2 separate regions of the Homo sapiens genome follow, and region 1 is linked to region 2. A link is a loop called in an ENCODE intact Hi-C map of the cell type or tissue named here. Cell type or tissue: psoas muscle. All regions are shown on one strand. Links, peaks and the distances in the headings refer to the core of each region. The heading gives the core; the rest is flanking DNA. Region 1 has its middle 50 kb from the start of CH25H. Region 2 has its middle 19 kb from the start of PANK1.

Region 1 (5,387 bases), core at 254-5,253, 510 kb before region 2:
TCTTAACAGGTATAAAGTGGTATCTCATTGTACTTTTGATCTGTATTTCCCTGATAATTAGTGATATTGAGCATCTATCCTATGGTTGTGTTATATCTTCTTTGGAGAAATGTCTATTCGAATCCTTTGCCCATTTTTAATTGTTTTTTGGGGTTATCAAGTTGTAGTATACAATACTTTTTAACCTAAGAAAAATGAAATGCTTATCTTTTGGATTTTAAAAAATAGTATCCATCTCTAGGGTTGTTTTGAGAGTGAACTGGAGAGTGAATGTAAATCATGTAGATCAGTCCATGGCACTTGGTAGCTATTCAATAAATGTTAGTCTTTTTTTCTTTTGCACCATGCAGCCAAATTGATTCTTTTCTTTCTTTCCTTTTTTGTTTGCAAGCATTAGGATAAAGCTTCTCCCACTGTCTTCATGAATATATTTGTGCTTCTTGTAAGTGTATCATTGTTAAGAAAGTGAAGTGTTTTATGGCATTTTGAAGAGTTCAGGCTGATGCATATCTGCTCATGTAAAATTACTAGTTGAGTACGATATTGTGTGATAGCTCCCAGCATTCAAGTAAATGTTAGACAAGGTTCAGACACATCTACTTTTCTCACATATGGTTGTGCAACAAAATGTGAATTCCAGATATGTTATATTATTAATATGTAATATATTCACAGTAGTCCTTATCACATGTTAGTTGCACACCTGACATTTGCAACGCGATACAATCTCTTGTGTGATGTTGTTGATGATTCATTCAATTGCGTTACAAAATTTTCCTAATCATTCCTGATTCAAAGTACTGACATTTTATGAGGTAGGTGTTACTTTTATCACCATTTCACAGGTGAGGAAACTGAGACACAAAGAGGTTAAATTACTCCCAAGCCCACACATCTAATAGGTAGTACAGTACAGACTTCACCATTATGTCTTCACCATTCTAGGGGAAAAGACCAACAGGTCTCTGGGTACCAAAAGAGGGGAAGGAGTTACCCTAGAGAGAGAAATTAGAGGACTAAAGAGAGCATTTCATCTACTTTACAGTTGTGTCTAAGAATGTAAGAAGGAAAGAAGAAGAATAAAGGCCACTGATAAGAGAAGAAAGTGGAGGTGGGGTGAAGTGTAGGACCTGGACGGACTAAATTCTACAATGAATTAGAGTGAAATGGAGACGATTGAACTGTCAGGGGCAGGATGAGGCAACCCTAGGAACACGGAGGTAGAAGACTCATTAAAGAATAACTGAGAAACAGGAAGGAAGAGGGTACAACCTAGCTCATCTTCTGCCTGATCACTCTTCCTGGGGGCTAATGCTGTGTAAAATAATCTGTAAATACCGAATATGTTATCTTCTATCCATGGATGCCAGCAGCTTTGTTATAGAGGGCCAGGACTATTTCCAACATGAACCGAAAAATTAGAAATTATATTTTACAAGTATTTATTGACGTAAGGCTCTGGGCCAAAAGTGGTTAGATTATATAAATTTTTTTGATAGAAGAGCTGATAGAATTTACTGATGTATTAACGTGTTATGAATGAAAGAGAAGCATCAACGATTTTTTTTAACTGAGCTAGTAGCAAAATGAAGATGACATTTACTGAGACAGAACTGACCATGGAAAGGTGCAGACTTGACTGAAAAAAGGCAAACAAAGAAGAGTCCAATTTTGGATGTGTATAGTGGAAGATGCCCATTGGACATTAATATGAAGATGTTGATTAGGTGTTTGGATATACAAGTATAAGCCAAAGAAGAGGTCCAGGTTGGAGATACAAATTTAGAAGTTATCCGCCACAGCGTTAGATGCATTTACTTAAAAGATCTGTGTTGATAAAGAAGTGAAGAGATTTAAGGATGGAACTCCTAAGTTCTTCAAAGTTTCGAGTTTGAGAAAATGAGGAACTAAAAGGAGAATGAAAACTAGCTGCTAGTGTGGTGGGAAAAACCCCATGAGAGAGTGGGTTATGGAAGCCGAGATGAACAGGTTTCCAAAAGAAGAAAATAAACCTACTACTTCAGTATACAAAGTAATTGGTCTACCAACTTCTCACCTGAGGCCTGAGAACTAATCATTGAATGTATCCTTGTAGGGCTTATTAGTGACCTTGAAAACCACTGTTTTGGCAAAGGAGTGGTGATGTAGCCTCACTGAATAGATTCAACGTAGAAGGAAGGAGAACTGGAGACAGTGAGTTTAGACAACACATTCAAGGAGTTCTGCTACAAACAGAGAAATAGGGGGAAATAAGGGGAAGCAAAGAATTAAGAAACTATCTTACTTTTTAAAGATGGGGTTATTAAAGCATGTTTGAAAGCTGAATGTAGTCATCCTGTAAAAGGAGAAAAAATGAGTGATACTGAAGTAAGAAGACACAATTGCAAGAGCCATGCCTCTGAGTGGGAGAGATGTGGGATCCAGGAGACAAACGGAGGAACTGGCTTAGGTAGGGACATGGCCACTCATCCTTAGAAGGAGGAAAAGCAGAGTCTAGACGGTGAGGTATGATAGTGGGACTACAGGAAAAGTCTGTCCATATGGCTTCCCTTTTCTCAGAAAAATAAGAGGAAAGGTCCTCAGATGAGATGAGAAGGGTGGAGGAGGTGTTGAACCTTGAGGAGTGAGGAGAGGCACTTCTGACACTTGGCAAATGATTGGACTAAAGAAAAGATAGAAGGATTACCGGTCAGCCCTAAACATTCTCTTGAGGTTAGTAGTGAGTAAAAACATTGGCCAGTGATATACTAACATTTTTGTTACTAAGTTTGCAACATCATTTGATGGAATTTTTCAAATTAATTAATGATCTTAAACTTATCTTTAAGAAGTTTTTCTCAAATAGTATGTAGTTCTATACTTGTTATTAAATGTAGAAATTGATACTTTTTAAGAATATTATTGTAATCACTTGGAAGTTATGTCTTTATTTCATGGATCTTCTGCAAAAGTTGGGACTCAGAAATGTAGACACAAAATATCATGTACTCATTGCTTCATTTATTCAACTTCTTCTTTAAAAATAAATAGAGTCAGGGTCTTGTTCTGTCACGCAGGCTGGAGTGCAGTGGTACAGTCACGGCTCATTGTAACCTTGAACTCCTGGCCTCAAGCAGCCTTCCCACTTCAGCCTCCCAAGTAGCCAGGACTACTGGCATCTGCCTCCATTCTTGGCTCATTTTTTTTTTTTTTAAAGAGAAAGAGTCTCACTGTTACCCAGGCTGGTCTTAAACTCCTGGCCTCAAATGCCTCTTTCACTTCAGCCTCCCAAAGTGCTGGGATTACAGGCATGAGCCACTGCACCCAGCTCATTTGCTCATCTTCTATTCTGCCCTTTTCTTTCCCGCATTGCAAGTTTGTATCTTAGAATCCCCCACTTTTCTCTGCATCTCTCTGTCTCTAACTGTGATAATTAGTACTGTATAATTACTAGACTTCAAGATGGTTTCAATGTCTTGAGGAACTAACCTTATAACTTCTGAAAGAGTCTGTAATTTTGATTGGTTGTCTTATTTAATAATATTATGCCCTGATCGTGATATTTAAATTTATATCTCTGTCACCTGAAAAAAAATAAATTCCTTGAGTTTTCTTTAAGTCAGAACCTTAGTTTGAAATTCCCTTGCCTCCCACACTGCTTGAAGTTTAAAAAATAAAATTAAATCTAAGATTGTTGTATTTCTTCTTTAAACAAAGAGTTCAAAAGTGTGATCTTATTTAAATTAACAATGATTAACTCAATAATAAGGGAATCTTTTGATAGTAAAAATCTATGTTTAAAAAATATTTATTTAAACAGATTAGAATTAAGCAATGATAAAGTCTAAGCCATTTTATTGGCTATTTTTTTTATTTGAGACTTGATTCCAAAATTAGTGTAATAGATACTAGGGCTCCATATATTTCTAACCTCAAGATAAATCCTATTGACAATTTAATCAAGATTTTAATTAAGGAAATAAATGTGAAAATGCATATATTAACTCTAGAAAGAATAATTGGCATGAGAATCCTTTATATATGTATTTTACTATTTTATTCTTTTTTGTTTTATAAAAATCACAAATACTAACATGACTAAATTGACTTTCTCTTTAATAGCTCCCATATTTAACAGCTATATCCAACATTTAGACTTTGTAATACTCTTGGGGAAATGGGCCTACTTATTGGGAAATAGCTTAATTTTATTTGGAGGGAAGAAAAAAAGAGAATGAGAAAACTGATTCATGAGCCTTCAAAGCAGTAAAACTGAAAATATATAGTGTGTGGTTTTCATTGCTTTCCAAAAAAACCACACACATTTTACAACACAGGGAGATCAGCTAGACAGAAAGTAATCTGGATTCCACTTCTTAAACCTGGCTCTTCTGATTCCAGCAGGAATGAGACCAATTACTTACAGATTTTAGACTCATGGCTTCAAGGAAAACAAATCATTAGGACTGTGGACACCACTGTAATGAAAAAAGACTCAGTTATACTGATGAGTCAGAAATGACTGACTGCTGCAAGAACATTTTGATATAATTTAAACCAGTGGATTTCAGGTAAATGAAGAGGATTTCAAGAAAATATGCACTCCCCCCCTGCCGTGGGTATACATGTCATAATATGGTTATGGCCAGTTTTCATGTATACATTTAAAAATGTGGATGTTTATACAAGTTGATATTTGAAGAAAGAAAGAGAGAGAGAGAGAAAGAGAGAGGAAGGAAGGAAAGAAGGAAGAAAGAAGGGAGGGAAGGAAGGAGGCAAAGAAAGAAGGAGAGAAGTGAAGGAGAAGGGAAAAGAAAAAGAAAAAAGAAAGGCCAACTGGAAATGAAACAAAATTATTTAGGAATAGGTAAGAATGAACTCTATGGTAGATCTCAACCTTTCATGGACTATAATCCACCAAAGACTCCATCAAAGTAATTGGATCCAAAGATATCAGCAATATTAATAAAAGTAAAACTAGCAATATACCAAGAACATTTTATATCATAATAAAATATATAATATATTTATACTATTTAGCTTTTACAACTCCATGAGTAGCTTTTACAGTGAACTTTATCTTAAAGTTGAAGATAAACCTAAGAGAGAGTAGATAACTTTTTCAAGGTCACTTGGCCAGTAAGTTGCAAAATTGAGATCTGAACTAAGCTGCCTAATGCAAATGTTCTTCTTTCCTAATCCTTGCAAGAATGGGACCAGTTAGTCACTACCATTCTACCTCCTTCAAATGTGTGATTTTTTTAGCATGCTATAAATTGTTTTATAATTCTAAATAATGCTTGTGTGTTTCCCAGATGACCTGTGTAATAGATGAGAGCCAAGGAACAAAGGGCTGCTATTGGTCTACCAACTTCATTTTGGAAAAGAAAAGAGAAAAATCCCATACC
Region 2 (5,387 bases), core at 335-5,334:
GAAAACTGGTAAACTAAGGGAAAGTATGAAGCATTAATCTTTCCTTTATTGTTTGTACCTATTGGGTCACTTAAAAATAGAATGGGAAAGTTTCTCTTTATAAAAGTATTCCAGCTAACAACTGAAGAAGGAATGATAGACTTAAAACATTATCATTTTATAACATAAGGAATTAATGGATTTAGACATTAATCATCAAAAGCTGTTAATGTCACAAAAAGAGAGACAACCACTCATTAGGCACCTCTGGATAGCAGAACATAATACCTCCTATGAAGTAGTCTTGCCAAGAAGAAAAAAGGAACAATAAAACATCTGAATCTAATCAAACTTGTAGATTCAACTATTAACTTACAAGATACACAGAGGACACCATAGGGATGCAATCAGAAAAATCCAGATTGTGGGAAACTCTACAGGACAAATGACCTAGTTTCTTCAAAAAATAAGAGGAAAGGAAAAGAGATGAAGGGGGATCCTGTGGATTAAAAGGGACTTCAAGGACATGTCCATTGCAAGTGTCTTATTTGCAAGTATTTGGATACTTTAAACTGTAAAAAAAATATTGCTTTTATTGAATAATTAGAAATTTGAATTATTGTGGAATAATTGGAAATATGATGATATTAAGAAATTGCTATTTTTTTTTTTTTTTTTTGAGACAGAGTCTCATTCTCTCACCTAGGCTGGAGTGCAGTAGCACTTATCTCGGCTCACTGCAACCTCCACCTCCGGGGTTGAAGCGATTCTCCTGCCTCAGCCTCCCAAGTAGCTGGGACTATGGGCATGCACCACCACGTCGGGGTAATTTCTGTATTTTTAGTAGAGATGCGGTTTCACCATGTTGGCCAGGCTGGTGTCGAACTCCTGACCTCAGGTGATCCACCCACCTTGGCCTCCCACCTGGGATTACAGGCATGAGCCACTGCGCCCAGCCAGGAATTGCTATTTTTTGTGTGATAATAGTATATTGAAAAAGGGAAAGCTTTATCTTTTAGAATAGGTAGTGACACACTTTGGAAAACAATGATAGAATGTCTAGATCTTCCTTCATAATAATGAGAAGAGAGGGAGAGTCAAGTGGGGGTGGATAATAGATAAAGCAAGATTGGCCACAAGTTGATAATTATTGTAGTTGTGTGGTGTATCCATGGGGGGCTCTCTATACTATTCTATTTTTTAATATTTGAAATCCTGCATAATACAAAGTTAAATAAAAAGTGGGTTTTATCCCTCTGCTCTCCCCCTTCTGCTTTAACAGTGCAGTAGCTGTCTTGTGATCATAAGGCAGCAAGTATGAAGTCAGGCATATGAGGCTATATGAGTTGACTGCATCCCCTAAAAGTTTATGTGTTGAAATCTTAATCCCCAATGCAACAGTGTTGGGAGATGGGGCCTACTGCTCTCATGAATGGATTAATATTATCATGGAAGTAGCTTAGTTATGACAGAGGGTTGTCATAAAAGGGAGTCCACCCCTCGTGCTCTGTCTCATGTGCTCATTTGCCCTTCTGCCATGTTATGACACAGCACAAAGGCCCTCACCAGATGCTGGTGTATGCTCTTGGAATTCCTAGCCTCTGTAACTGTGAGAAATAAATTTCCTTACTTTATAAATTACCCAGTCTGTGGTAGTCTGTTATACCAGCAGAAAACAGACTACGACATGAGGTCAATACCTGAAGGATGATAGAACTGAAAGGTGGGAAGAAGCTAAGTCCCTATGGTCTCATGGAGCTGCTGTGCCAGCCCTAGGATGCCTACTTCTGGAAATTTTATAAGAGACAGACAAACTTTCCTGTGTTTAAGCCACTCTTAGATGGGGTTTATTTGCAGGTAAGGCTGTTCATAAGTGATAGAGCTAAGATCCAAAATATGAAAAGGAGCTATCGAGGTGAAGAGTAAGCTAGATGACACCACAGTCAAAAGGGATAGGAATGAACTGGGAACGTGCAGAAGGCCCATGTGACTGGAGCATCATGAGGAAGATGAGTGGGGTGAGATCAGGTTAAGGCATAGGCAGAGGCTTGAAGGCTTGGGACATTGTGGTCCATGGTAAGCAGTTTGGATTTTATCCAAAGCGTTACAAGAAACTGCTGACAGTTATGAAGTAGACAGATGACAGGAATTGATTTATTTATGTTTAGAAAAATAACTCTGGCTGCTCCATAGAGAATGGACTGGGGCAGGGGCTAAAGGGAAAGCATAGAGAGACCAGAGAGGAGGCAGCTGTTCAGAGGAGAGATGATGGGAGATGCACAGAAGTGAACAGTTTTGAAATCTATTTTGAAAGTAAAATTAACAAATTATTAAATGAACGTGGAAGATTAAGAAAACGGAAAAGTCAAGGATGATTTCTTGTTTTCAGGTTTTAGCAACAAAATAGAAAAGGTAACCATCAAGTGTCAATTGGATATCCCAGTGACTATGTCAATTAGACAATTAATTATGTGAAACTGGAGATTATGAGAGGCCTGAACAATCAGTATACATTTGGAAGCCATCAGCATAATATTGTATTGATGATAGTGATAAGGAATATAAAGTCATTCGTGAGATACTCAGTAAACATTAGCTATCATTATTTTTATTTTTTTTTTAGAGACAGGGTCTCACTCTGTTGCTCACACTGGGGTGCAGTGGTGCCACTGCAGCCTCGAACTCCTGGGCCCAAGAGATCCTCCTGCCTCAGCATGTCAGGTGGCTGGGACTACAGGCACTCTATCATTATTTTAAAATGCTAAGTAAGTAAGGCTCATTTAATCCTAATTACAAACTTACAATGTTAGATGTTGTTATCCTCATTTTAAAGATGACAAAATTCAGGTACCCCAAGTTCACTAAGCTGCCTGGAATCATGCAACTAATTTAGGTGGTAGAGCTGGGATTTGAACCCAGATTAAGCTACTATTAGAGCCAGAGCTCTCATCACCATCCCAGACAGGCTGGTAGTTGGGGGTATCAGGCAAACATCCTGAATAGCTAGAGCACCCTCTGGCAGTTGGAGAAACACCAGCTTTCATAGATCACTTGTGGTCCTCTGGGTTGAAGCAGCTGAAGAAAACTCTGCCAGGATAAGCCTTCAGCTGCCATCCTTGCTGCGGCTCTGGAGAGGTCATACACGTGACTGCATCAAAGTCAATGCCACTGGTGAGCAACTGTTTTGTAACATAGTAACAAATTATGTTGCTAGGGTAGGAGAAGAACTTATTTTATTTCTTAGTGGCATTAAACAACGTTTATTACACTCCCTACTTTATGGGTCTGGAATTCAAACAGGGCTCAGAAGGAATAGCCCATGTCTGTTCCATGATGACTGGGATGACTGAGATGGCTCAAAAGGATATAAATGGTTGGAATGGTTTAACTGGGACCACATATCTGCTATGGTTTGAATGTGCCCCCCAATATTCTCATGTTGAAATCCTAACCCCCAGCGTAATGGTATTAGGATATAGAGCATTTGGGAGGTGATTAGGTCATAAGGGTAGAGCCCTTGTGAATGGGATTAGTGTCCTTATAGAAGAAACCCCAGAGAGATCCTGCTCCTTCCACCATGTGAGGACACAGGGAGAAGTCAGCAATCTGCAGCTTAGAAAGAAGAGGGCTGTCATCAAAACCTGATTATGCTGGCAACCTGATCTTCGACTTTCAGCCTCTGGAACTGTGAGCTTTTAAGCCACCCAATCTATGGTATTTTGTTATAGCACTCCGAATGAACTAAGGCAAATACGGAGGCCTTAATTCTGGCTATCAGTTAGGTTTCACAGTTTTCTTCACGTCATAGCTACTGAAGCTGAAATGTACAAGGTGGCTTCATGATTTCCATGCCTGGCATCTAGGTTGAAATGGCTGGGCAGCTCAGGCTAGCTGGTTATCATTCTCTCCACATGGTATCTCTGCTCAGGTAGCTTGGGCTTCCTCGTAGCATAGCAATTTCAGGATAGCCAGAATTACATGGTGGGCGGCTTCAAAAATGTATAGTCATACTGTTTAGATTAACCTATTTTATGGCATAAAAAATGTTACTGTGAAAACTGGTGCTGCAGTTTAGCCACTAAATTAATATTTGGGGATTTTTAAGAAGCAGCAACATAGAAGGGCTTTCCATTCTTTCATCCTAAAATTAGATTAAAAGCTGTATTGTGAAGCTACGCCAACTGCTGGCCAAGCCTAGTTCACAGCAGTCTGTACCTTCTTGCACTAGTTCTGCAGCTGTCTTCAGAGTTCTTGATCCAACTTGCCCGATCATACCATATCAGCCTGGGATGGGTGATGGCCTTGAAACTTTCCCTTCTTTGGCATGCACTACATTTTGTTAAGTAAAGTTCTCATTGGACCTATGAAGATCCAGAAAAATGTCCTCATCTTGTAAATACCTCTTTAAGCTCTACTCCTGGGAATTTATCTTAAGCCAAATTCAAAAAAATTCAAAAGAAGAAAAGTGGGGTGGCTGGGAGGAGAGAGAGAGAGAAAGAGAGAGAGAGTACAAGTAGCTTATGTATTAGGCAATAAGATAATGGGTTATACATTCAAGTTTTTTTATGTAGTGTAGTGATTATGAACATGAACTCCAGTGTTAGAATCACCCTGCATGAGTTCACATCCTGGTTGTGCCACTCACTTCCTAGCTGTGCAATGATTTGGGGCAAGTTACCTAATCTGTGCCTCAGTTTCCTCATCTTTAAAATAGTGATGATAACAGTATCTACCTTATGGGATTGTTTAGAAGACTAAGTGAGATAATCTGTGAAAAGCAATGTGAACAGTGGCTAGAAAACAATGCTGAATTAGTGGTAGTCATTAAATTATTGAAATAACATTTACTGGGACCTACTATGTGCCAGATGCTGAAGTGCTGGAAATAACAAGTTGAATAGACCATAATTTCTACTCTGGTGAGAAAGATAAGCATGGAGCATGCATGGGAAGTACAGAACAAAATGGAGACATGTACAAAGGTATCTAGGAGTGTGGATGTGGGAGCACCTCCCTTTTTCTGTGGAGGAGAGGAGATGCTTCCCATAGGAGGTGATGTTTACACTAAATGTTAAAGGGTAAGTAGGAGTTTGCCAACTAAATAGCAGAAGGAGGAGTGGGAGAGTTATTCTGGGCAGAGAATACACTACACTGTGTGCTTTTCAGGGAACACAAGAAATATACACTGGGGAGGGAATGCAGAGGACAGTGATGAGACTGAAAGTGTAGGCAAGAGCCCATATCCAAAGGGCTGTGTGAACCATTAGAAGCGGTTTGGCCTCTAATGGGTAGTTGGTTGGGAGTCATTGAAGAAACATGTTTTAGGCCTGGCTGCTATATGATGTGTAGCTGCTGCATGCTGTTTGACAGATTGATAGAAGACCACCAAAAAGCAAGGGCACCAGTAA

Evidence for each region. Hi-C counts contacts between places; a loop is a spot of excess contacts. Peaks named below come from ENCODE experiments on the same cell type or tissue, not always from the same donor. Only the 100,000 strongest peaks of a DNase experiment are listed, where the experiment ranks them.
Region 1: a loop joins it to region 2, with 9 times the contacts of the local background. A loop is called at or near these places in 1 of 110 quality-filtered maps.

Annotation. Positions count from the first base shown.
Region 1 is chr10:89,154,359-89,159,745 of GRCh38, forward strand. No RefSeq gene overlaps it. Among named protein-coding and RNA genes, the nearest start is that of CH25H, 50 kb to the right of the region's middle. In psoas muscle, for the core only: no CTCF peak of the experiment used is centred there; no DNase peak of the experiment used is centred there.
Region 2 is chr10:89,661,287-89,666,673 of GRCh38, forward strand. No RefSeq gene overlaps it. Among named protein-coding and RNA genes, the nearest start is that of PANK1, 19 kb to the left of the region's middle. In psoas muscle, for the core only: no CTCF peak of the experiment used is centred there; a DNase peak (open chromatin) is centred at 3,095; H3K27ac peaks cover 2,250 bases.